Regions from separate parts of the Homo sapiens genome. Here all the other regions are linked to region 1. A link is an interaction called in ENCODE POLR2A ChIA-PET data of the cell type or tissue named here. Cell type or tissue: PC-9. All regions are shown on one strand. Each heading gives the region's core, and the rest is flanking DNA. Links, peaks and the distances in the headings are about the cores only.

The links. ChIA-PET counts read pairs that join two places held together with the same protein. Peaks named below come from ENCODE experiments on the same cell type or tissue, not always from the same donor. Only the 100,000 strongest peaks of a DNase experiment are listed, where the experiment ranks them.
Region 2: POLR2A ChIA-PET joins it to region 1 with 5 read pairs; 3 of 35 experiments call an interaction of 5 or more read pairs at or near these places.
Region 3: POLR2A ChIA-PET joins it to region 1 with 5 read pairs; 2 of 35 experiments call an interaction of 5 or more read pairs at or near these places.

Annotation. Positions count from the first base shown.
Region 1 is chr5:40,474,008-40,481,963 of GRCh38, forward strand. No RefSeq gene overlaps it. Among named protein-coding and RNA genes, the nearest start is that of PTGER4, 200 kb to the right of the region's middle. In PC-9, for the core only: no CTCF peak of the experiment used is centred there; a DNase peak (open chromatin) is centred at 4,024.
Region 2 is chr5:40,387,334-40,395,289 of GRCh38, forward strand. It overlaps LOC124900967 (a long non-coding RNA gene), which reads left to right and starts at 1,682. Exons shown (of 2, transcript XR_007058744.1): 1 at 1,682-1,754; 2 at 2,231-2,505. In PC-9, for the core only: no CTCF peak of the experiment used is centred there; a DNase peak (open chromatin) is centred at 4,518.
Region 3 is chr5:39,696,791-39,704,746 of GRCh38, forward strand. No RefSeq gene overlaps it. Among named protein-coding and RNA genes, the nearest start is that of LINC02104, 180 kb to the left of the region's middle. In PC-9, for the core only: no CTCF peak of the experiment used is centred there; no DNase peak of the experiment used is centred there.

The DNA.
Region 1 (7,956 bases), core at 2,668-5,167:
TGGAGTTTGCTGGAGGTCCACTCCAGACCCTGTTTGCCTGGGTATCACCAGCAGAGGCTGAAGAGCAGCAAATATTGCAGAACAGCAAATATTGCTGCCTGATCCTTCCTCTGGAAGTTTTGTCCCAGAGAGGCACCTGCCTGTATGAGGTGTCTGTCGGTTACTACTGGGAGGTGTCTCCCAGTTAGGCTACATGGGGGTCAGGAACCCACTTGAGGAGGCAGTCTTTCCTTTTTCAGAGCTCAAACACCATGCTGGGAGAACCACTGCTCCCTTCAGAGCTGTCAGACAGGGATATTTAAGTCTGCAGAAGTTTCTGCTCCCTTTTGTTCAGCTATGCCCTGCCCCCAGAGGTGGAGTCTATAGAAGCAGCCTGCCTTGCTGAGCTGAGGTGGGCCCTGCCCAGTTTAAGCTTCCTGGCCATTTTATTTACCTACTGAAGCCTCAGCAATGGTGAATGCCCCTCCCCCAACAAGGCTGCCACCTCACAGGCTGATCTCAGACTGCTCCGCTAGCAGTGAGCAAGGCTCCTTGGGCTTGAGAACCACCAAGCCAGGCATGGGAGAGAATCTCCTGGTCTGGCAGTTGCTAAGACTGTGGGAAAAGTGCAGTGTTTGGGCGGAAGTGTACCAATTTTTCAGGTACAGTCTGTCACAGATTCCCTTGGCTAGGAAAGGGAAATCTCCCAACCCCTTGTGCTTCCCAGGTGAGGCAACACCCCACCCTACTTCAGCTCACCCTCTGTGGGCTGCACCCACTGTCCAACCAGTCTCAGTGAGCTGAACCAGGTACCTCTGTTGGAAATGCAGAAATCACCCATCTTCTGTATCGATCACACTGGGAGCTGCAGACCAGAGCTATTCCTATTCTGCTATCTTGGAATGGGAATTCTAAAATTCAGCAGCATAATTTCTAATAGCCAAAATTTGGAAACAACACAAACATCCATGAAGTGACCAACGAATAAACAAAGTGTGGTCTCTTAGTAAAATGGGATATTATTTGGCGATAAAAAGCAACAAATATACTGACACATGCTACAACACCAATAAACCTTAAAGTATTATGCTAAGTAAAAGAAGCAGACACAAAAAGCCATGTATTTTATTACTCTGCCTGAAATGTCCAGAATAGGAAAATTTGTTGGACACAAAAAGTAGAGAAGTTGTCTAGGGCTTGGGACAAAATGGGGTATGACTGCTAATTGGTATGGGCTTTGTTTGGGGGCAGATCAAAGTGTATGAAAATAGCTTGTGGTGATGATTTCACAACTCTGCTAACTTACTAAAAACTAGTGAGTTGTACATTTTAAATGACAATTATATTGTATGTGAATTATATCTCCATAAAGCTATGAGAGAAAGAGCTTTCAATGGCTTCTGTACCATGTCCAAATTGTTCTGCCAGTCTTTGAAACCCCTCCATACCACAGAATCAGATTTCATACTATGCCTTTCACCTTTCAAAATTATTTCCAACTGTATCAGTTTTCTATGACTGTGTGACAACCCACCCCCAAATTCAGCAACTTAAAACAATAAACATGTATTAATATTATCACACGAATTCTGTAGGTCAGAAATCTGAGAGTGGCTTAGCTGGGTCCTCTGGCTCAGGCACTTGATGTCTGCCAAGGCTGTAGTCATCTCAAGGCTTGACTCAGGCAATAAGTTCCAACTTCCAAGCTCACTCATGTGGCTGTTTCAACCCCTCAGATTCTAGCTGCTTGTTGGCTGAAGACATCAGTTCCTTGATACACGGCAGCTCATCACACATCAGCTAGCTTCCCTCAGAGAAAGCAATGGTGAAACAGAGTGAGTAAGATGGAAGTCAGAGTCTTTTGTAAGCTAATCTTGGAAATGGCATTTCATGGCATTTGCTGTGTTCTTTTCCTTAGAAGCTAGTCATTAGATCTGGACCACACACAGGAAGAGGCCATTGCACGACAGCATAAATACCATGAGGAGGGAGACAGATGGGGGCCATCACAGAAACTGCCTATCACCACACTGAACACCATCTGATCCAACCAGTCTGGTTCCCTCTCCATCTCACAAGCACATTTCTTGACCCTGTCGTAACTCTTAACTCACTTTATTCCTGGGCCTCTCTCCTTTACCGATCTGAAGTCAGACTCTCATTCAAGATGAGCTCAAATTCCATGTATTCCATGAAACTTGCCCCTGATTATACTTTATTCCTCTGAACTCCTTATGTTTCATAATTATACTACATAATTTACCCCTTAATTATCTCCTGCCTTGCCTTATTACGCAAAGTATGTCTCCCTTAACTGCATATGCTTCAACTGAGAGTTTGTAAGAAACACAGAATCTCCAGCTCCTAAACCAGAATCTGTGTTTTAACAAGACATGCAGGTGATTTTCATGCCCATGAAGGCATGGGAAGCACCACTGAATTGTACCATTCTCTATTGTTTCACCTGTGTAAGTCCCATATCCTTGACTAGGCTTGCGTGTATTTGGAGAACTGGTACCATTTTCTATATTTGTTCTGCTCTTAAACACACACACCCAAGCTTAGAATATAGGTTAGTGCTGACCACACAGTAGATCACAAATTCAAGCTACTAGAGAAGAAACACCTCTATGAACTGGCCAAATTCAGTAACAGGAATATAAAGATAAATCAAATCCCAGCTCTGCTACTCAACAGATAGTGTGACTTTGGGCAAGTCATTTAATTACTCTACATTTCCAATTCTTTATCTGAATTTAAAGGGGACTATCATGGAAGCTCCAATTTTCATTTTATTTCTGAATATCTACTAATCCACAATAACATTAGAATCAATATAGTTTGATATTGCTTAATAAATAAGAAAACATTCTGGAACCTTTTAGTGCCTAAATGTCATCAACATGAACATCAGTAATAACTGCATTGTAGATGTGAGAAAATGTTGCTTAGTCCAGGATTGTTTAGCAAAAAAACATAGAATTCTATATCCTGCATTTGATTTCCCTTATAATTTAGGCCATGTTGAATGTAAGTAAATTGTTAAAGAAGTTTAAAACAAATTTTTGCTGGATAACAACAAGAGTATGGCTAGAACAGGTGAAATCTCCCCTTTGCCACACTTTGGGAGTCACCCCTATGCTCCTCAGCTCTGCCTTGGAAAAGGAGCTTCTGGCTCTGTAAGAGTCAGATTAGAAACAAAGACTTTGCCTTCAAAAGAAAACTATGAATTTCCACCTGAGGTTCACCACCTTCTCCTGTAAAAGGAGGAGCTGGATTTGTTATACAGAGCAGCAGAACTAGGCTGAGTGAATAAAGAAATGGACATATACACAGGTGGTGCTTTTTGTTGTTGTTTTTAAGGTACTCAGTTTAATTTCTTCTTCTGCCTGTAAGGTCCAATCCCACCCACAGAGTTTAAATTGGCACTTCCCCTGAGGACCTGGACTCCAATTACATCTTATATTTTGATCTCTAAATCTCTTCAAGTTCAAGGACTTCACCTCCTCTCCAGGAATAAAGGGCTGTACTTCCCAGTCACCTCCCTCCCCGTCATGTTGTCCTTGCTTCAGCCTTCAGTCCTCTCTTCTGCAGCAAAGAATCCTAATTCCCTACCAGAATTCTTAAACATCAGTTTACTTTACACATTTCTTTTTTGGCTTCTTTACTGTTAGAACAAGCCCTGAGTGTGTAAAACTGTTCTCACTGTGATGACAAGGCTGTACTGAACAATTGGGGGCAAGAGAGCTGTGGTTCCAGCTGAGGGGGCTAAGTTATGGGACCATGCATGCCTCCACACTTATTTCTCTAAAATTCATCATAGCTCTGAACTTCATGCAGAACTCCTAGAAAAAAAAACACAGTCCAGCTACCTACTTTTAAATTTATGGACGAATGATGGTGGTGATGATGATGATAACAATAATAACACTAGTGCTGTTAGCCGCCTCTGAACAGAAGCATATTTTTGGTTTCTGTCCTCAGGCTCCAAAGTGGTTCACATGATGCAAACTGGCCGTGTAGTCAGCGTTTTGGCATTTTCATTTGATTTCTCTGCCCACTCTCCCCTGTTGGCACTGGCTGCACTTTGAAATGAATTTCTGTTCCTGTGCAAACAGGACCGCAAGAACAGTTACCAGACTTTGAGATCACTCAGGGCATGCAGGTTTCCAGAGATCATTATCCTAGAAGCACAATTCAAGAATAAATATGGGAGCTCAAAATCCACCTAAAGAAGAGAGAACTCTTGTACCCCTCTGGCAGATAATTTCTGCCCACAGCCAAATAATACTTTGGTAAAGTCATCCTGAAACTATTTCTTCTATCCGGCCAAACTCGGGCACTTGGACAGAAGCACCAGAGACATCACAGAGAAAAGAGATGCAATGGGAATAACACAGGACCAAGGACAGGGACCCGGGTTCTGGTCCCAGTTCCACCACTAACTTTAACACTGAGTGAGCCACTTCTCCCAAGTGCTTAGCTTTCTCTGTGAAAGATAATAGTTAGATACTACAGTTTCCAACTTGAACTTACCTAATCATCAGTATCTTGTAGGACATTTATTTTAAATACAGATTTTCAGACTGCTCCCTGCAGATGCTGGTTCAGTATGTTTAGCAGTTACTGAATACTAAGTTTAGTTAGTATTCAGGAGTTTGCATTTTAACAAGTGACCCAGGAAAGTCTTCACATAAGCAAGTTTAGGAAACACGGGCCACATGACATCAGAAAGCTCTTCCGGGTCTGCAGTTCTGCAGAATCAAGTTAATTAATGGCCACGATTAAGCTTCTACTCCCTACAAAGCTCTGCTAGATCCTAAAAATGATAGGAATGATAGCTAACATTTATGTAGTACTAGTCACTATTTTAAAGGCTTTGCATATATGAACTATTTTAATCTTCACAACAACCTTCTGAACCAGATACTATTATTATCCCTATTATAAGACACAGAAACAGATGCACAGAGATTAAGTGATTTTTCAAAGATGACTTGGCCACTAAGGAGGTAGGATTGGGATTCAAGCCAAGGCACCCCAGTTATAGAGCCTAGCCTCTCGACTGCTCTGCCCTGCCAAGCTTCAGCCTTCCTGTAGATGCTGAACAGCTCAGAACTCCTCAGCATCAGGCACTTGGTGGACAATAAGAAAAGCCCTCTAATAACTAATAACAGTACCTTAAGGTTATAGTCTGAATGTGTCCCCCAAAGTTGATGTGTTGGAAATGTAATGCCCAATGTAACAGTGTGGAGAAGCGGGACTCTAAGAGGTGACTAAGTCATGGTGACTCTGCCCTCATAAGTAGATTAATGCCATTATCACAAGAGTTGGTTAGTTATTGCTGGAGTGGGTTCCTGATAAAGAGGATGTGTCCACCCACTCTGCCACCCTTTGTGTGCTCTCTCACCCAACCCTTCTGCCATGAGATGATGCAGCAAGAAGGCCTTCACCAGATATGGGCCCCTTGACTTTAGACTTCCCAGCCTCCAGAACTGTAAGAAACAAATCTCTGTTCTTTATAAATTATCTAGTCTCAGGCATTCTGTTATAGGAACAGAAAGGTCTAAGACACTTAACAACCATCTACATCAACTAGATCAGTCTCAGGAGCCAGGGTGAGGGTACTAGGGAAGCCAAAAGGCAAACCCTAGACTTCACCCTTGTTTCAATCAAAGAAAACTGATTTTGTCTGTTTGGTACATGTCACATTTCATTTGAGAAAAAAAAATCTTGTGATTAAAAATGAGATGCTAGAAATCATTGATCTAGGCCCCTTTTATTATGTAGATGAGAAAACTGATCCCAAAAGATAAAGAAACTTTTCCAGATTCCAGGAACAAGAAGTCCTTGGCAATGGCTTCTAAAGCCCCAGGTTTCCAGACTCATTTCTACAGAATCAAAATGCACTTGTCAACCAGATGGACTTGATAAAAACCCATTAAAATTAACATAGATTAATAAAGTAACCACTGGAGAACTGCAGAAACTGGGGCAGCAGCATTTGAGAGGGGACATGCACAGTGACACCAAATGGAACAGAAGATGACTCAAATCAATGGCTGTGTCAGTATTCACAATTCTCTCCTCCAGTAACTGTAGCATCACCAAAAATCAGGGGGAAAAGCCCACCCAGCTTGTGTTGAAGTGGAAACATGACTACAAGTGGAGTAGGAGGACTTACTTATGAACTCTAGCTGTGCCATTTACTACCTGGGTCATGACGCTAGTGATTAGACAAGCCATCAATATGAGGCTTTCATGAAATCATATATGTCAGTAAGTCCACGACTGTGAAGATGTAGTAAACGTAATAATCTTTTAGACCAGAAGCTCCCACTCACAGTCTGGTATTACTGGCTTTACCTGTCATTACAATTCATGATGTTGAGAGGAAGGCTGATCATATAAATGGGGATCCAAACCCCTGGAAAATTTCCCTGAGCTCCCCCTTTTTTTGAACTTCTGTAGGCATGATGATAATCATAAAGAAATAATCTGCAATGGTTGGGCAGCAGCAAGCCCAGAAGATGAGCTGCCAGATAGATGCTGTGACCGTTATCAGTGATTCCATAAATGACTCAGTTTTGCCACCCAGGCACCACTCAGAGATCACCAGAGGTTTGAGGTTAACGAGTACCTTGGCACAGAACCTAGTGTTACTGATACTACACACTATTTTTTGCTCTCTTCTGCCACTGATTAGTAGATGAGGAGAGAGTTATGTCAGCCTCAAGTGCAGATTGCAAGAGGGAAGACACAGGAATATCAAAATAGTGCCATCACCCAAGGAAGAGGCTTCATTGCAAATCATGCTAATATGTGTATTCCCCCTGCTCGAGACTGAGAGCTCCTAGAAGGAACATCTGATAAAATATGTAAGTCCTTCCTCATCCATCCTGATTTCTCATCATTCGTTTTATTGACAAATGGATCAGGTGTTAAAATGTTTAAGGGTAATCGACAGAAAAAAAGTTAAAGTTAAAAAACTTCTATGACTAACCTGACCTGTTTCTGCCAACTGACAAAAGCCCACTTTTATTAGGCTTCAGCCTGATTAAGCTCAGGATGAATAATTACCATGTGCTGAGGGCTTACTGTGGGCCAGAGAGGTGCACTATCTCTGATCCCAACGACTACCTTGTAAGTTAGATATTATCACATTAATTTTACAGACAAGGCAACAGAGACTGAAAGAGTTTACTAGTCTAGTGTCCCAAAGCTAGTATGTGTCAAATTCAGGATTTGCCTCCAAACTCTGCAGACTGCAAACCTCTCCAGTTTGCAGGACCAGATTCAGACTTCTTCACTTGACCCAAAGGGGCCTTCAAGACCCAATCTGTTTGTAGCCTGAGGGCCTGCTATATTCCACATCCATCACATGTAGCCCTCACTACAGAATACCTTGCGGAGGCCTGCATGTATCACAGCGTGACTCACCTCCTTGCCTTCTCCCATGAAATCCCTTCTGCCTGGAGTTTTATTCTTCCTTCTTTATGCAGTTATATTCCAGTTGCTCTCAACACTCAGCTCAAACCACATTCTTCAAGAAGGTCATCTGTGATGTTCCTCAAGCTAATATAACTTCTGCTTTGTTGGACTCCCCATAGCAGCCTGGACAAATTTCTATGTAATCATTTATTAATTACATTTAACTACAGTTTATAATTTATTTTTATCTCCCTCACTAGGCATACACCAACTTGAGGGGAAAAAGACTTTATTTAATTTTTATTCTCAGGCTTAGCATAGTACTATATGAGTAGATACTCATTTACACAATAAATATTTGAGCAAATGAATGATCACAAAAGTGAATAAACTGATTAATTAACTTCCAGGACTATCTTAAAGGCTCAGTTAACTTAACCTCATGTGTTTATCCAAGTGTAATCCTTCTCCTCCACTGGGAACTCCTCGGTACAGAAGCCTCTCTTGTCTCTTTTATAATCTCTGGAACCTATTCGCCCGTGATTC
Region 2 (7,956 bases), core at 3,262-5,761, 86 kb before region 1:
TAAGTTCCCTGTGGATTATAAGGTGCTGCCAGGGTCAAGAACCTCTTTTTCTAGTGGAATGGACAGAGGCCCCTCATTCATTCGTCTCTGTACTGCCAACACTCATCACCTCCAGACCTGGGAACTGGCATTTCCAACAAGTGTCCAGTGATGCTGAAGCTGCTGCTCTGGTTTCCTCTGGAGAATTTTACGTCCCGTTCCACATAATGCTACACACTTCAACTCTCCAGATGGCCCAGGGAGCCTCATCAGACCTGGGCAGTTGTTCCCCACTCAGAAGACAGTCCCACCACCAACGATTCCCCTTCCAGACTCAATCAAAATGACTTCCCATTCAGCTGAGGTAGAAGCAGCTCTTTTATCAAGGGCATGGGGGCATGGTTAAAGGAGACATAAACTAAGTCCTTTCTGTTTGCACTCCAAGCAGGAAACAAATTTTTCTGTTACTGGGTCATCTTAGGGAAACCTGTTTCATTCAACTATTTAATTTTTACCAATATATAACTTAAATCACTTTAAAATAAATTTGTACAGATTACAAAATGACATAGATTAAAACAACTTCTCAGCCAGGTGCGGTGGTTCACACCTGTAATCCCAGCACTTTGGGAGGCTGAGGCAGGCAGATCACGAGATCAGGAGTTCGAGACCAGCCTGGCCAACATGATGAAACCCCGTCTCTACTAAAAATACAAAAATTAGCTGGGCATGGTGGTGGGCGCCTGTAAGCCCAGCTACTCAGGAGGCTGAGGCAGGAGAATCATTTGAACCTGTGAGGCAGAGTTTGCAGTGAGATGGCGCCATTGCACTCCAGCCTGGGCAACAGGGCTAGACTCCATCTCAAAAAAAAAAAAAAAAAAAAAAAGTTCTCCCTAAAACTAATCCCCTAAGAAAGTAGGAACTAGAGAAATTTGAACTTTAAATATTTTATGGTCCTTCCTCCTTCATAATTAACTTTTGAAAAAATATATATATACATAAATCTAAAATCGTTGGCCCTACATGATCTCTCTCTCACACACATGCGTGTGCGCACACACGCACACACACACTCTATTATCTTCATGAACACATCACCTACTTTGCTCCAGTCCAGCTGACAGCCTTAGGCCCTTCGCACTAAGTGTCTTTCCCCAACATCATCTGAATGCATAACTTCCCCACTCTTGTCTCCCCTGGTCTTTGCCCAGATGTTATCTGCTCCCTCCCATCTGGGTTCCTCTTTCTCAACCTTCTTCTCTCTGCCTGATTGGTTTTTTCATAGTACTTATTATATTTTTAAAGTACCACCTAATTTACTTATTCTGTTTATTGTTTACTGTCTTTCTCCCATGCTGGAATCCTCGCAATCTTTTTGTTCATTTACATTTCTCAAATGTCTAACAGGACACCTGGCACTCAGTAGGTCTGTAATAAAAAATTTCTGATTGAATAGGTGTTTCTAAAAATCTAAAAATCTTTCCTTTTTCTCACAACTTTATTGCATTTGTTAAATAAATTCTTTGCAAAATTGTTTTTGAAGTTCTTTTAAAGTATCTTTGCTATACACTAAGCAAGTGATTAGAATGCCTATTTGACAGCCATAGCCAAATACACTGAGAATTCAAGCAGCTTCTAGAACTCAAATGATGTCACAGTAGCTGCATTGTGGTGAGTAAGGGGAAATTACTATAGTGAAGGTCAAAGAAATACACAGAGGCCAGGCTGCTGAGGGTCTTGTGAGCCAGGGCAAGGAGTCTGAATTATGTTTTCAGGTAATCAGGAAGCTACTGGAGGTTTTAGGCAGGAGGTAGACGAAGACACTGAGCATCATAGAATATGGTTGATAAGGCCCACTGGATTGCTCTGAGGGTGGCATTGTCCATTTTTTTTTTATTCAATGTCCCTCATCTTCTGATGATGCATAATTTAGCAAGCTTGGTTGTGCTGGATAGTAGAGCACTAGCTAGAAGTGTAGGGTCAAACCAACTTTGGGGTGCTGAATTTCACCCCTGGATCCTCACTAACTAAAGTGTGGTCTGTGGGTTCATAAAACATGCAGAATCCCAGGCCCCATGCTGGACCTACCAAACTGGAATTTGCATTTTAACAAGATCTCCAGGTGATTTGGAGGCACACTAAAGATGAAGCGGCACTGTCTTAAGGCATAGAATATTGATTGAGCCCCTCACTTCTAGCTATGTAAGGACAATACTGGGGAGGGTTGGATGAGAGAATTCTTTCTTTCCAGAGTCTGGGCTACATGTTGACCCGCTCCCTATGGCAGTGACTTCTATCCTTGGCTAAGAGCATAAAAGTGTCCACGGATCAGAAAGCTTGAGAACTACTAAATTAGATCAAAGTAAAATAAAGCCTCTTGCGGGAAACAAGAAACTTTTTGAGTAGGCTTTTGGGTAAGCAGGATGGAATGTACTGACGAGAAGAAAGAAATGACAAGAAGAAAGAAGAGTCAACCTGCTTCTAAAACAAATAAACACACCATGAGAAGGAATGTCAGGGTCTAAATTTGGATCTCAATGTCCTCTTCATTGTGACGTTTTCTTTGTCATACATAACTGACTTGCTAAAACCAGGCACTCTCCCCCACTTAGGGCCCTGCTGTTCTCTCTGCCCCAAATGCTCTTCTACCAGGTAGCCATATAATTAATTCCCTTTCCTCCTTCAAGATTTTTATCAAGATTTACCATCCCAATGATGCCCACCTGAACACTCAACTGAAAATTATAATCCACCTCACTGCATTCACCACATTCCCAACTCCCTTCACCTAGCTTTGCTTTTCTTTTTCCATATTACTCACAACATGCTAAACTTCCATATAACTTATTTATTTATTATGTCTACTGATACTGTACTCTCTCCTGGCTAAAATAGAAGCTCCATGAGGAAAGGCTTTTTATTTGTTCTCTGATCTATCCCAAGCATCTACTCCAGAGCAATGCCTGATACATTGTACATCCACAATAAATATTTTTTAATTGAAGAAGAGAGTTTTGCAGATAGAGGCAGTGGAGCTTAAGAGATCAAAGTCGGCTGTTAGACTCAGGCCGAACCTGAATTTGAATTCTGGTTCAGGCAATTATCAGGCTCATGATCTTTGGCAAGTTATTAAGCTCTCTAGACCTCAATTTCCTCACATGTAAAAATCTGCTTCACAGTGTTGTGGTAAGAATAAATAAGATAATATCTGAACACCGCATATCACCTGGCACTTAGTAATTGGTCATACACTATGGTTGTCACATCATTATTAGCTACTTTATCTTTTATGCTCCCAGGAGTTTGTGTCCAACTGCTTCCTGATTGGATTAAAGGCAACAGGCAGCCCCAGGTTCTCTTTGGCTACATAAAGACTAGCTCAATTTTCCACTGCTCAAGAAGATAATATTGTTCCAAACTCAAGGATATGAATAAAACACATTTACCTCACAGCATGTCTGTGCCAAAAACATTGTGAGAGGTCATTTAGTTGAAACTTTATATTACTTTAACAGGTGAGGAAGGCCTGAGGCCGAGAGATTTTCTAAAAGTCACATCGCTTGTTAGTGTAGAGTAGAACCTGAAATCCAGGCTTTTAGATTCCCAGGCCAGCTCAATTTTCCATTACTCAAGAAGAAAATATTGTCCCAAACTCAGGGATATGAATAAAACACATTTACTTCACAGCACGTCTGTGCTAAAAGCATTGTGAGAGGTCATGTAGTTGAAACTTTATATTACTTTAACAGGTAAGGAAGGACTGAGGCAAAGAGATTAAAAGTCCCACCACTTGTTAGTGTAGAGTAGAACCTGAAATCCAGGCTTTTAGATTCCCAGGCCAACATTCTTTCCACTTCATTCAGCATGGAAACTGTTGTAAAAAGTTCCAAAGTTTTCACCCTATACAAGGTTAGCATAGAGAAGTAGAAGATAATTGAGATCATGTCTGGGAATGACCCAGGGTGCCTCTCTTGCACTCAGTAGCCCCTGCCAAAACATGCCCATCATCGTTGTAATTCATAATTAATGATCTGCACATGAATAAACATTAGACAAACCCTGCCTATAACCTGCAAGAACACTAAAGTCCTTTATACGGTCATATAGAAGATCCTAATCAAGCACAGATAAGTCCATCAAGGAATTGCTGCAGCAATTTTTCAACCCTAGGATAGTAATTTTAAATACCTTAGGCTATACCTATAATTGCATATTTGGATTGAGATTTATTAACCCATGTAGTAAACTATTTTGGCTGACTTTTTTTCCCAGAATATTGTTTAAAAGTGTCAGAAAAGTAAAATCTGTGGGATTTAGATATATGTAAGTAATTATAAAGTTGGTTCTTCCACTTGTACAGCCAAATGACCAAATAACATACAGTAAAAGAGAAGCTGTATAAAAATTCAAATATGCAAGATATAACAGACCAGTCTGTGATTAAGCAAACCTAAATTACTAAAAATAAAACAAAACAAGGAAGCAAACAAAACAGTTGTTATGGAAATATGTTTGAATCATTGAAAGCAAATTAAAGATCCCTCCTATTTGCCAAACATTACACTCAGACTCCACTGCACAGTACAAGCCTGTGCAAATCAACATCACAAAACAATACATGGAATGCAGTACCATAGTAGACCTCCAAGACATAGCAAAACAGTGGATAATATGAAAGTCCCCATGGGTAGTTGATTATGAAGTTCTTTACCTGAAGAATCTAATCTTCTAATCCATTTTAAGCTCATTCTTTTTTTCATAAATATTTATTAAGCATCTCCCACGTAGGGTTTGAAACATCAGGAATTCAAAGATAGATAATGTTTTTATATATTCCAAACCCAGTTTAGAACTTAGGGAAGAAAGTCTAGACAGAGTTTGTTCTCAAAGCGATGGGTAGATTAGGAAATGAAAATAAAAACATCCATGTTTAGCTGGGGCAGATGTCCCACAGCCCTCACTGTCAGGCAAAGGCTAAATATATAATTATACGGGGCTGATTTGGAAGGCAAATAAACAAACAGGAAATGTAAGCATTGTTTTAAAAGACTAAATCTAAGTTTCAGGGATTGAATAGGAAATACAAGCAGTAATTTCCTTGTGGCTAGGCAGGAAATATATAATCAAGGAAAGTCAAGCTTCTGCCTAGAACAAATGACAAGTAGGTAGAATGTGAGGAAATAGATAAATGCCAGCCTGAGTCTGAAGTGTATTAGAGCTTCCACTGAGGAAGCCAGCCATGGCATTATCACAGATGAGCACTCTTCTGCATAGGGATCAGGACATCTCTGATATAAGACAGGTTTATTCCCATCACATTTCTTACCCCAGTAGACAGTACCCAGAGAGACCCAACACAGAAATATGCAACAGATCAGGCAGGACATGGCAAAATGCCTAATAATAGAATAACAGAAAGTTATTGGGGTCATTCTAGCCATCTGAGAATCAAATGAGTAAACATTACCTATGTGTTTAGCTCTGGAATAGTGAAGGAATAGGGAGTGTTTGACAATGCAACTTACCTTCTCTAGCTGCAAATGAAAGATTCTAGAAGTTTTGGGGAGGATTTTAAGGTCCTGAACTCCCAGGTGCCAGTTCCTAAATAATGGTAGTCAACTATTTCTTAATCCCACAAACACAATTAGACCAGCTCACTCCCATTTATCTGCTTGTAAGTTTCTGCAGATGGTCTCCCTAAGACAACATCAAGCATTGCAGTAGGAGCACAAACTGAAATTGGACAGCCTGGGTCAGAATCAGGCCCAACCCTACTGGTTGTGTGATCTTAGAAGAGTTAACATAGCTAAGCCTCAATTTCTTCGTGTTTTAAAGGGGGAAGTTAGTAGAAAACTAACAGAGATTACCGTGAGGCTTGAAAAAAGTTATCACATGTTTAAAGTTCAGTTACCTTCATCATCATTAGTGTACAGTGTCCTCGGCAATGTTGAGTGTGGTGCCAGTGGCCATCAGGATGCAGTCAGTGTGGCATTTTTAATATTTTGTTGTCATTCTTACTGGTATCCTTGCTAAATGCATTCAAATATTGACTAATATGTACTATTTAGCTCATCCACACCAGACGGCCCCGAGTGGTCCTTCAGGGTCTCTCCATATATCCTTATCCCCCCTGAACTAATACCTAGAAGGATTGTGCCTCTGTATTCTCCATGAGTTAGGCTCTCAGTAAATTAGTTCCCATTTCAGACTTCATTTGATATCCAAGGAAGGCAGATTCCATGACTGAATCCTCAATTTCAACATCATTCAGTAGGGATTGGACAGTGGGTGTCCTCAGGGCATTACCCTGTTCAGCCAGGCTAGGGGCAAAGTTCCAGGAGCAGTGATGGCTTCTAGACCCAAGGGATCCTGGGGGTCATCGTTGTATGGTTTCCTTCTATACATATCCGTACCTAGACAACATACTATTCTCCTTAACATTCCTTTATGTGTGCTCACAATGTGCACATTATGTTCAATGTACAATAATTAATTGGATCTTCAAATTATCAAGACAAAGATAGCTTGATAATTTGAAAATTTACTTTGAAAAAGTAAAAGCAACCAAAAAGGTACTTCAAGTAAGAGCAAAACATTGAGGAGCAGAAACATCTTTCCTGTCCTTGGGTCCTTTTTTTAACAGAATGTTTCATCTGTTCAGCCCTTAATCTCAATACAACATGATCTTGAAATCTTATACCAAGTTTAGATACAAATTCCAGAGCCATTACTGAAACTTGAATTGCCGATGCTTAGAATGTAGAATTAGAAAATGTCAAAGTCCGGGTCCCTCTAAATCAAGACTGTGTAGCATTATAAAAACATGGTGAAATTGTCCCAACTGTCTCTCTATCCTGAGGCACTCTCTTCAGTTCGTCTTATGCAGAGAGCTGAAGGACAATTTGATGGTTTATGAATCTATCCTATTTCTTCCACACACACCAAGCAACTGTACTTTATACTTCTAGGCCTAATGATGATGGAAATTGCTGTAAGGACATCATGCCTAAAAGAGGATTGACTTGAAGCAAACACTTTACAAATGTGTATCTTTTAAGAGTTGCCACGGTAAGAATTAAAATAAAGCACATATGTGTCTCCTAAAACATAATAAAGCATACATTTGTATTACTAGTGTATATTTGCTATTATAATAAGACAAATACTCTTATGAGGCAAAGACTGATTGAAGTATATCAGTTCCAAATGGAGACAGATGTGTTTTCCTTCAGCCATTTCTTTTTTTTAAAAAAAAAACGCATATTTCAAACATTTATGTGCTCTTTCATTAACAGCAGTATGAATTCAATTTTCCAGACATTCTCATTATGTGTTGGTAAGATTACCATTTTCATTTTGTCTGTGAATAACTGAAGACCAAGGAGAACAGATAGCTGTTTGGGTAAGACAACCAGATAACGTGGAAAGCAAAGCTACTCTCCAAAGCAGCTGGAAAAGCTCATTAAAATAATCTGAGAGAAGGCCAACTCACTATGCTGGTGGTTGTCAAAACCTGCAGCGTATAAAAATCACCTAGGAGTCTTGTAAAAACTACAGATTCCCAGGACCCCACTTTCTTGAGATTCCGATTTAGGAGCCTGAGGAATAAGGCGCAGAAATGTGCACTTATGACAAGCATTGCAGGAATATGATTGATATATGATTAAAGGGTTGGAAATAAAGCCTTCAGGGAAAAGCCAAAGAATGTGAGTTATTTAGACAAAAGAAAGATTGGATTTCATTTTCTTAAAGTACTGTATATATAGATTACAGATGAAGATATATAGATAATAAAGAAACAATTCTATATTTCCACCAGACATGACAACTTAGAATTGCAACATTTACATAAGGCACTATTTACATAATAACACTACGTTATTTGGCTAATTATAATAGGGAATGGGAGTTACAGATTTTCATCTGGAAAGATGACGAGAACGAAGTACCAAGAGTTCTTTCCACGTTTTTTAAGAG
Region 3 (7,956 bases), core at 3,262-5,761, 780 kb before region 1:
TTGACCATTGAACTTCCAAGTTTAGAGTCTAACCCCTTGGTTAAATGGCATAGTTTACAGACAGGCTTTTTAGCAAATACCATGTGGCAAGACTAGACTAAACCTGGAATCCAAACATTTATCTCATGACAGCTACCCTTACTTGGAATTGACTGTGTTTACCAATGAATCTAAAATGTAATTAATGAAATTTCTGTTTGTTTGAGAGAGGAGATTTGGAAGGGGAAATGAAAAGTGTAAAAAACCCATAATTACTCAAAGTTACCCAAATGGATTTGTAGGAAAATGACAAAGTACAAAGTTTCCAAGGAAATTTTCCAGTGCAATTTTAATTCACCTAAACTAGCAACATCTACATCTGCTGAGGTCAAATATCTTTGAAACCATGCCGTATTGGAGCTACACTTTTTTTTTTTTAACATAACAAAGTTCAGATTTGTTTTCTTTTCAGTTAAGGAGTTCTGGTTTTCCCAACATGCTATGTCAAAGTGTGTACATTCCTTTTAGAGCCTGATAAATAGAGAAGCAATCTGTCATCCATGATATCATCTATGATAGCAAAAGTCTGGGCAAATATTTAAATAAATACCCATAAGCAACCCTGAAATTATGGGCTATAGAAAGTATTTATAATTATCCTTTGGAATTTTCCAAGAGAGAAAGGTGCTTTCCCACCCTTATCTCATGTAATTTTCAAAACTGTCTGGAGTTTGGGGACAAAAATAATGCAAATATTCCCAGCAGTTTTTCATGGAGTTTGCAGTGAAGCTAGGAATTGAATCTGGGCCTGCCCAGATATCCTTCTGGCTAAATGATATGTGTGTCTGGGCCTGATGGCTCCTTCCAGCTTCTTAACACTATCCTTTCTAGTCTGTAGCCTTTCTTATCCTGGACCTTGTCACTGTGAAGATGTTTATGAAATTTCAGTTACAGAAATAGATATGTATCTTTCATTTTTTATAGAAAAAGAAATTGATCCCCAGAGAGGTAGAAGAGTCCATTAGAGTTAATAAGTTCTAAATCCAGGAATAGAATCTGCATTTCTTGTTTCCAGGTCACTGCTTTTTTCAATTCAACAGAACAATTCTGGTCAGTTAATTTTCCAGTAGATCTTCCTAACACTTTGATTAAAATTTAATCTATTTTTTTAGATTTATATACCTGTCATTTTTATTGGTTAATTGTTAGTCAATTGTATCTTTAATTAGTTGTGTGATGGAGTTGCAATTTATGTTTGACTATCCCACTGAAGTGTTGCCTTTATTTTCTTTTTTGACTCAGGAGTTTCCCCATGACTGAACTCTAGGCATTTGTGCAAATAGCTGATAAAATGGCATAGTTAGAAAGGGCCATGGTGGTAAGGAATACTGGTAGATTTTTCACAAGTAGCATGTCTGAGATTTCAAATTTAATTAAGAATGTTGGGCCAAATTCTCTATGGATATTTCCTGATTAATGAAATAAAGTTACAATAAATTGCATGAAAAACAAAGTTGAATGACAGTTTTTAATCCTTGAAATCAAGAGTAACACATTGACACACTATTTCAAGTGTTAAATATTGTTACACAAAAGCATATATTTTTGTAGTGGAAAATGTCATTTTAACTTACTTTCGGGTCTGTACTTTGTAAACCCCAATTGGTCTTCATAGGGTTTTAATAATGTAGGCAGTCCAGATAGATGGTGATTGAAGCATAATTATAGTACTTTACGGTTTGCAAAGAACTTTCAATGTCATGATCTGAGTTGAGGCTTATAATGTTCTTAGAATTTATTGGTTTATTATTGTTATATCGTAAAAAGTAACATTTAAAGATACTAAATAATTTAGTCAGCCACAAAATGAGTTAATCGTGTAGTTTGAGGTTTGTCCATGTTTTCAAATTTCAAATTAGTCAGAAAATAAATATTTATTGAGTATCTCTGTGTGCCAGGCATTGTCCTAGGTACTGGAGATAGAGTAGTAAATATGACAGTCTTTACCTTCATGGGGTTTACAATCTCCTAAATGGAGATGATAATTAACCAGAAGCCAGAAAACAGACAAACATAAAACAAATTTCAGTTGCTCCTTATGTATGGAAAAGCCAGGATAATGTGTCAGTGTTTGAAGTCAGGGGCAAACTAAATGCTTTAGAAAGGATGGTCACAGAAGGCCTGACGAGGAGTCATTTAATGCCTGAGTTACGGAAAGAAATCAGCTGGGTAAAACCCTGGGAAGTGTTCCAAACACAGGGATCTAAGGTGGGAAAGATTTTGGTGTTTCCAAAAGAAATGATAAGGGATAGAGTTAAGAGATAACGATGTTGTTATAGGCAGAGGGGAGATTATGTAGCACCTTGCATATTGTGTTGAATAGTTTAGAATGTTGTATAATTTCAGTGATATGCCATTAGAGGATTTTGAGAACAGATGTGGTGTGACTGGATTTATGATTTAGAAAATCCATTCAGCTATTGTGTATAGGAGGATTGCTTGTGAGGGGCCAAACTGGAATTGCACACACACACACACAAAATAGCTAGGAGATTACAGAGATAAACCCATGAGACAGAATACCGTGTCTTGGACTGAAGTGGGTGGCAATTAATCTAGTGAGGAATGTGGGGTGTGTCACTATTAGACTGATAGAAAGGAATGGGGAGGAAGAGAGAAAGAGTAGAATCAGGAATAATTTTGGGTGTTTTTGTTCTGAGTAAATGGGTATACAGTAATTTTCTGAATTAGCAAAGGCTTAGTGTGAGGAACATTTAGGGATATAAATTTAACAAATGCTTATTGAGTGTGTATTACCAGCCTATGACCATACTTAACACTGGGAAAATAGCTGTGGGGATTAGTTCCTGTCTTTATGGACACGTTTTCCAGGTGGGGGAGACAGACAATAAATAAATAATACGTATCGAGTGATGATAAGTGCTATGGAGAAAACGTTAACATTACAAGGCAAATAGGAAGTCTTAAGATAGGGTTGATCTTCTATACAGGTTTGTTAGGGAGGCCTCTGCAGTGGGGTGATGTATGCAGAAAGACCTAAAGACAGTGAGGAAGTGAGCCATCCCAAATCTGATTGGATTATTGGATATTTGTGGAACATACAAATTTTAAAGGTAGATATTCAAGTCTGGAGTTTAGTGGAGAGCTTGGGGTTCAAGATATAAATTTGGGAGCCTTTGGTATACAGCTGCATTTAATGCCCTAGACTTATAGGAAATAGAAGAGGGCTTGAGAGAGACACCTTGATCTTGTCCGGGGGCACATCTATTTAGAGATCATATGGGGAGAAGAGAATGCGTGAAGAAAGAGAGAAAAGAGAGAGAGAGGCTGGGCACGGTGGCTCATGCCTGTAATCCCAGCACTCTGGGAGGCCGAGGTGGGTGGATCATGAGGTTGGGAGATGAAGACCATCTTGGCCAACATGGTGAAACCTCATCTCTACTAAAAATACAAAAATTAGCTGGGCATGGCAGCATGTGCCTGTAATCCCAGCTACTTGGGAGACTGAGGCAGGAGAATCACTTGAACCTGGGAGGCGGAGGTTGCAGTGAGCCGAGATCGTGCCACTTCACTCCAGCCTGGCGACAGAGTGAGACTCCATCTCAAAAAAAAAAAAAAAAAAAGAATGAAAAATGAAAGTGTTCATTAAAATATGAAGAAAATTAAGTCTGTGGTCACACAGTGTTACCTGTGTTGAACAAAGGAGGGAGAAGTCAACAGTGTCAAATGCTGAGAAAAGTCACAGTTGAGAACAGAAAAGTGCCCATTGGCTTTGACAAGATTCAGATTCTTGTTGAAACTGAGCAAAGCCAATTTAATGAAATGCTGAGGACTAAATCTCCACTGGAGTGGATTGAGAAGAGAATGTGATATAGGGAAGTAAAACCATGAGTATAGTCTAGGTTTGAGAGGCAGTCTGTGTGTGTGTGTGTGTGTGTGTGTGTGTGTGAAGGAGATCGAAATCACATGGTTGTGGCTAGAAGCTCATGTGGGATCAAAGAAGGATTTAGTTTGTTTTTATGATGAAGACATTAAGACATATTTCTAAGTTGAGAAATGATTTAGTATAGAGGGAGAGATTTATGAGCTAGAAGAAAAAGGAGATAATTTCAAAAGCAACATGCTTATTATAAAGGCAAGGAAAGAGGATCTAGGGTACAAGGAGAGAGAGTGGAATTAATCAGAAAAAGGAGCTCTAATTCCATTGGAAAAAAATGAAAAGTAGGAGAGAGAAGAGAGAGAGAGAAAGTATGTGTGCATGTGTGTTTGTATGTGGTGGTAGCTGGAGGAAATTGGTAGTGGGAAGATGAAGTTGGCTTTTAAAAATGATTTTATCTATTTTTTTCAGTGAAGTATGAATCTGAAGTTGACAACTGTATGTGAGATGCAGTTGAGCTTTACAGACTTAAACAAAGCAAGGTGTTAACTAGTTGTCTCAGAGAGGGTGGAAGTGAATTTACTAGAGCAATGTTAAATGGCTATAATAGCGAACCTAATTTATAGTGAATCCAGCCAGCAAGTATGTGGAATTGGACTAATGTTTTTAGCTGCTCAGGAACAACTGTGTCAAGTAAGTACATAGTTGAGTTTAACCAGGCTTGGGTTTTTACCAGTCCAGTATGATAAAAGAAGGATAATTTTTGTAGTGGAGTCATTATATTTTTGGATGATGAAATATGTGCTTTTTAAGATAGAGAGGAGGTTACGGATAATGAAAAAACTAGTAGAGTAAATAGATTAAAATTAGCTGTGGGATAAAAGAAAATTTTAACTAACCATCAAAAAATGGGATGACTGAAATTGAGATTTTGCAGATAGTGCGATCGGGCATATGGCCATATGAGGGTGGCTGGGGTAAGGAGAAGACAAGATTTTTGGCCCTTTACATTCCAAGAATTGGGAGGGCAGGGTATCAGGTGGCTATATGCTGATTTTAAAGTCACAATGATTGATGAATGGGGTGGCAGAGTCTACTAATGAGATAGGCTTAGTAGATGACATTTCACGGTGTAGGGACAATGGCAAGAACTATGGCATGTGCTTCAAAAAAGCAGGGGTTTTGAAAGAAGGTATGAAACAATTTGGAAATAACAATGGGAAGCAACGGGGCGATCCACTCCACTTCCAGACTATAAGGATCATAGGGAATAGAGAGTAACATATCTTTACTTGAGAGGGAAGTAGGAAGAAATGTTCTCAGGCAAGAGCCTGATTTTATTTAGAGCAAGAAGGTGTAGGACATTTTCAGGAAAGAAGCTGAGGATGGAAGTAAGATTGCTGAGGACAGACCAGGATTTCTAGAAGCCATAATGGGAGCATCTGAGAGGAGAGAGAAGGTTGGGTGATAAAGTCAGATTAGTGGCATTGCCAAAGAATAGAAGACTGGCATCTATGTGGTGATCTAGGGAGCTTGGATTTATGATGGTGACTGAGCGGAGCAATATGACGAGCAGTGTTGGGTTTGCTTCAGAGTGTGTGGCAATTGGAGAATTTTGATGGCTGATTGGTCCATACTTAGAAGTGCAGGACAACTGGAATCATGTAAGGTAAAAGCTTTGGGCTACTGATCTTCTTAATTCAAGTCTAATATTTTCCTTGTTGTTAACCTGGGACTCCTATATCATGTTTTTTAAAGCTCCTGTGAAGTATACAGTATTAGTTGCTCTCTAGGAGTACCAGAAAGGAAAACTTGCTCCTACTTTTTGTGAAACTCAGAGAAAAAAAAAAAAGGAAAACAACTAGGAAAATAAATATGGTTGCTTTATAATATACAAACTGTAGATTTATGTTAGGAGGGAATGCATAGGATAGGGCTGATAAAAAGAATGCAGCATAGAGATTGCAAATTTTAAATAGTATCTGGAAGAGACCTTTTACTTTGCTGGGAAATAAGGTATAGGGCATTTTGGTCTGGTTTTTATAGTTGCAATGGGAAGCACTTAATTTATTATAAGACTGCCTTTGGAAAAATAGATGGATTCTCATGGAAATTTGGAGAGGAGTCACACCAAGTTCTCATGAAACCTAAAGTTTGATGATGGGGAGTGGCTGAATTCTCAGGATCTATTAAAAGCTTAGAATTTTTAGTTTATGGATTTTATAGTCTAAGATTTTGCATTTGTTAATATGACTTTGCTGTACTCTAGGAGATTTGTTCCTGTTTCTCCAGCTTGCCTTTGTGAATTCTTTACCTCCCATTACAGTTGCCAACAGATAGAATATGATTAACTTGCATAATAGACCAAGTGATTAAGCGCCCCATGGATAGACTATATCTAATCAGGAACAACCTTCTCAATTAACCAAGATTGGAAATGAGAGGAATGAGATTATGTGACTACTTAGGCAGCAAGGACTGTGGTTGGACAGATTCCCTTAGAGGGAGATATGGGAAGCAGGCAATGACTACCATCGCTCACTGCTAAGCTATTCCAGGCTGCAGAAGGACGTGTACAAATGCCTCAAATTATCTGTATTTTTGTATTGGGGAGTGGTCATCAGCATTCTGAATTCATGTATATTTAGCCTTATAATTGTAATGTTTATTATTGCATGATGCTATATGCCATTTTGGCTCATATTCTAGAACAGTTTTTAGAACCTTGTAGATGAACCATAGGAAGTAGAATAATTTTTTTTTTTTTGAGACAAAGTCTCGCTTTTGTCCCCCAGGCTGCAGTGCGATGGCACTATCTCGGCTCACTACAACCTCTGCCTCCCGGGTTCAAGCAATTCTCCTGCCTCAGTCCCCTGCGTAGCTGGGATTACAGGAGCCTGCCACCACGCCCGGATAATTTTTTGGTATTTTTAGTAGAGCTGGGGTTTCACCATGTTGGTCAGGCTGGTCTCGAACTCCTGACCTCAGGTGATCCACCCACCTCGGCCTCCCAAAGTGCTGGGATTACAGGTGTGAGCCACCGCTCCCGGCCAAATGATTTAAGAAGAGAGTTCTCAGAAGATTTTCTTTCTACTTTTCCCAGAGCCTGCTCACCATTTGGTGTAGGGATATAGAGGAAACACGTTTGATAGGAAATTTACAACTTGCTACTAAAATATGCTTCTGTTCCTAGAATTATGCCAAGTGAATGGAACAGATTGTCATTTACTAATGTAACTAATGTAACCCTGAGTTCTGGTATGTCTCTGCCAGGATAATTTGAGGAAGGGAAAGTTGGGGATACTCACCTTTGATTTTGTTTGAGCTTCATATTTTCTTTCTCAAGAAAATTTAATGAAACAGATTTTACTGAACAGCACCTGGCACTTCCTACTTGTATAAACTTTTAACCTAACATTACAGAAATCAAAAAGTTTTCATTAACAGTGAATAAAATTATAATTATATAAAATTATAATTCTGTTTAAAAATTTCAACTAATGCCTTTCATTGCTAAAATCTTTCCTAAAATTAAGCAAAATCAGACTAGCTATGAATATTCTTCAATATTGCTTTCAATATGTCCTAAGGACTCAACTGCTTTCTTATTCTTTTGTATTACCTTCTCTTCTAGACATTTGAAGTTCCCTTGAGCTCTCCAAAATTTAACTAATAAATAAGATACAGTGTCCCCAATTTCCTTAGTATTTGTGGTCCACAAGAATAATCAGGAAGGTTTCTAATAATTCCAAACAATCAGAAAAACAATTACAAAATTGCACACATTTATAAACTGCATAACAAACATAAAATTACAAAACTTTCAAATTTCTTACAATGGTAGTTTTTAACTTCCATCTATATTGGTAACTGAAACTCCCATGGACTTCTATTTTGATTTTTTTAATCTTTGGGGTAGAATTTCCCAAAACACTCATTTACCTCAGATTTTGTCCTTCCTTGCTGACAAATAGAACAAGTGAAAAAAGACTAAGCATCATCTTGGCTCTGAAGACAAATTAGAATTTTCAAGACCACCAAGTTCATTAATAAGTTAGCCTCATAATTGTAATGTTTAC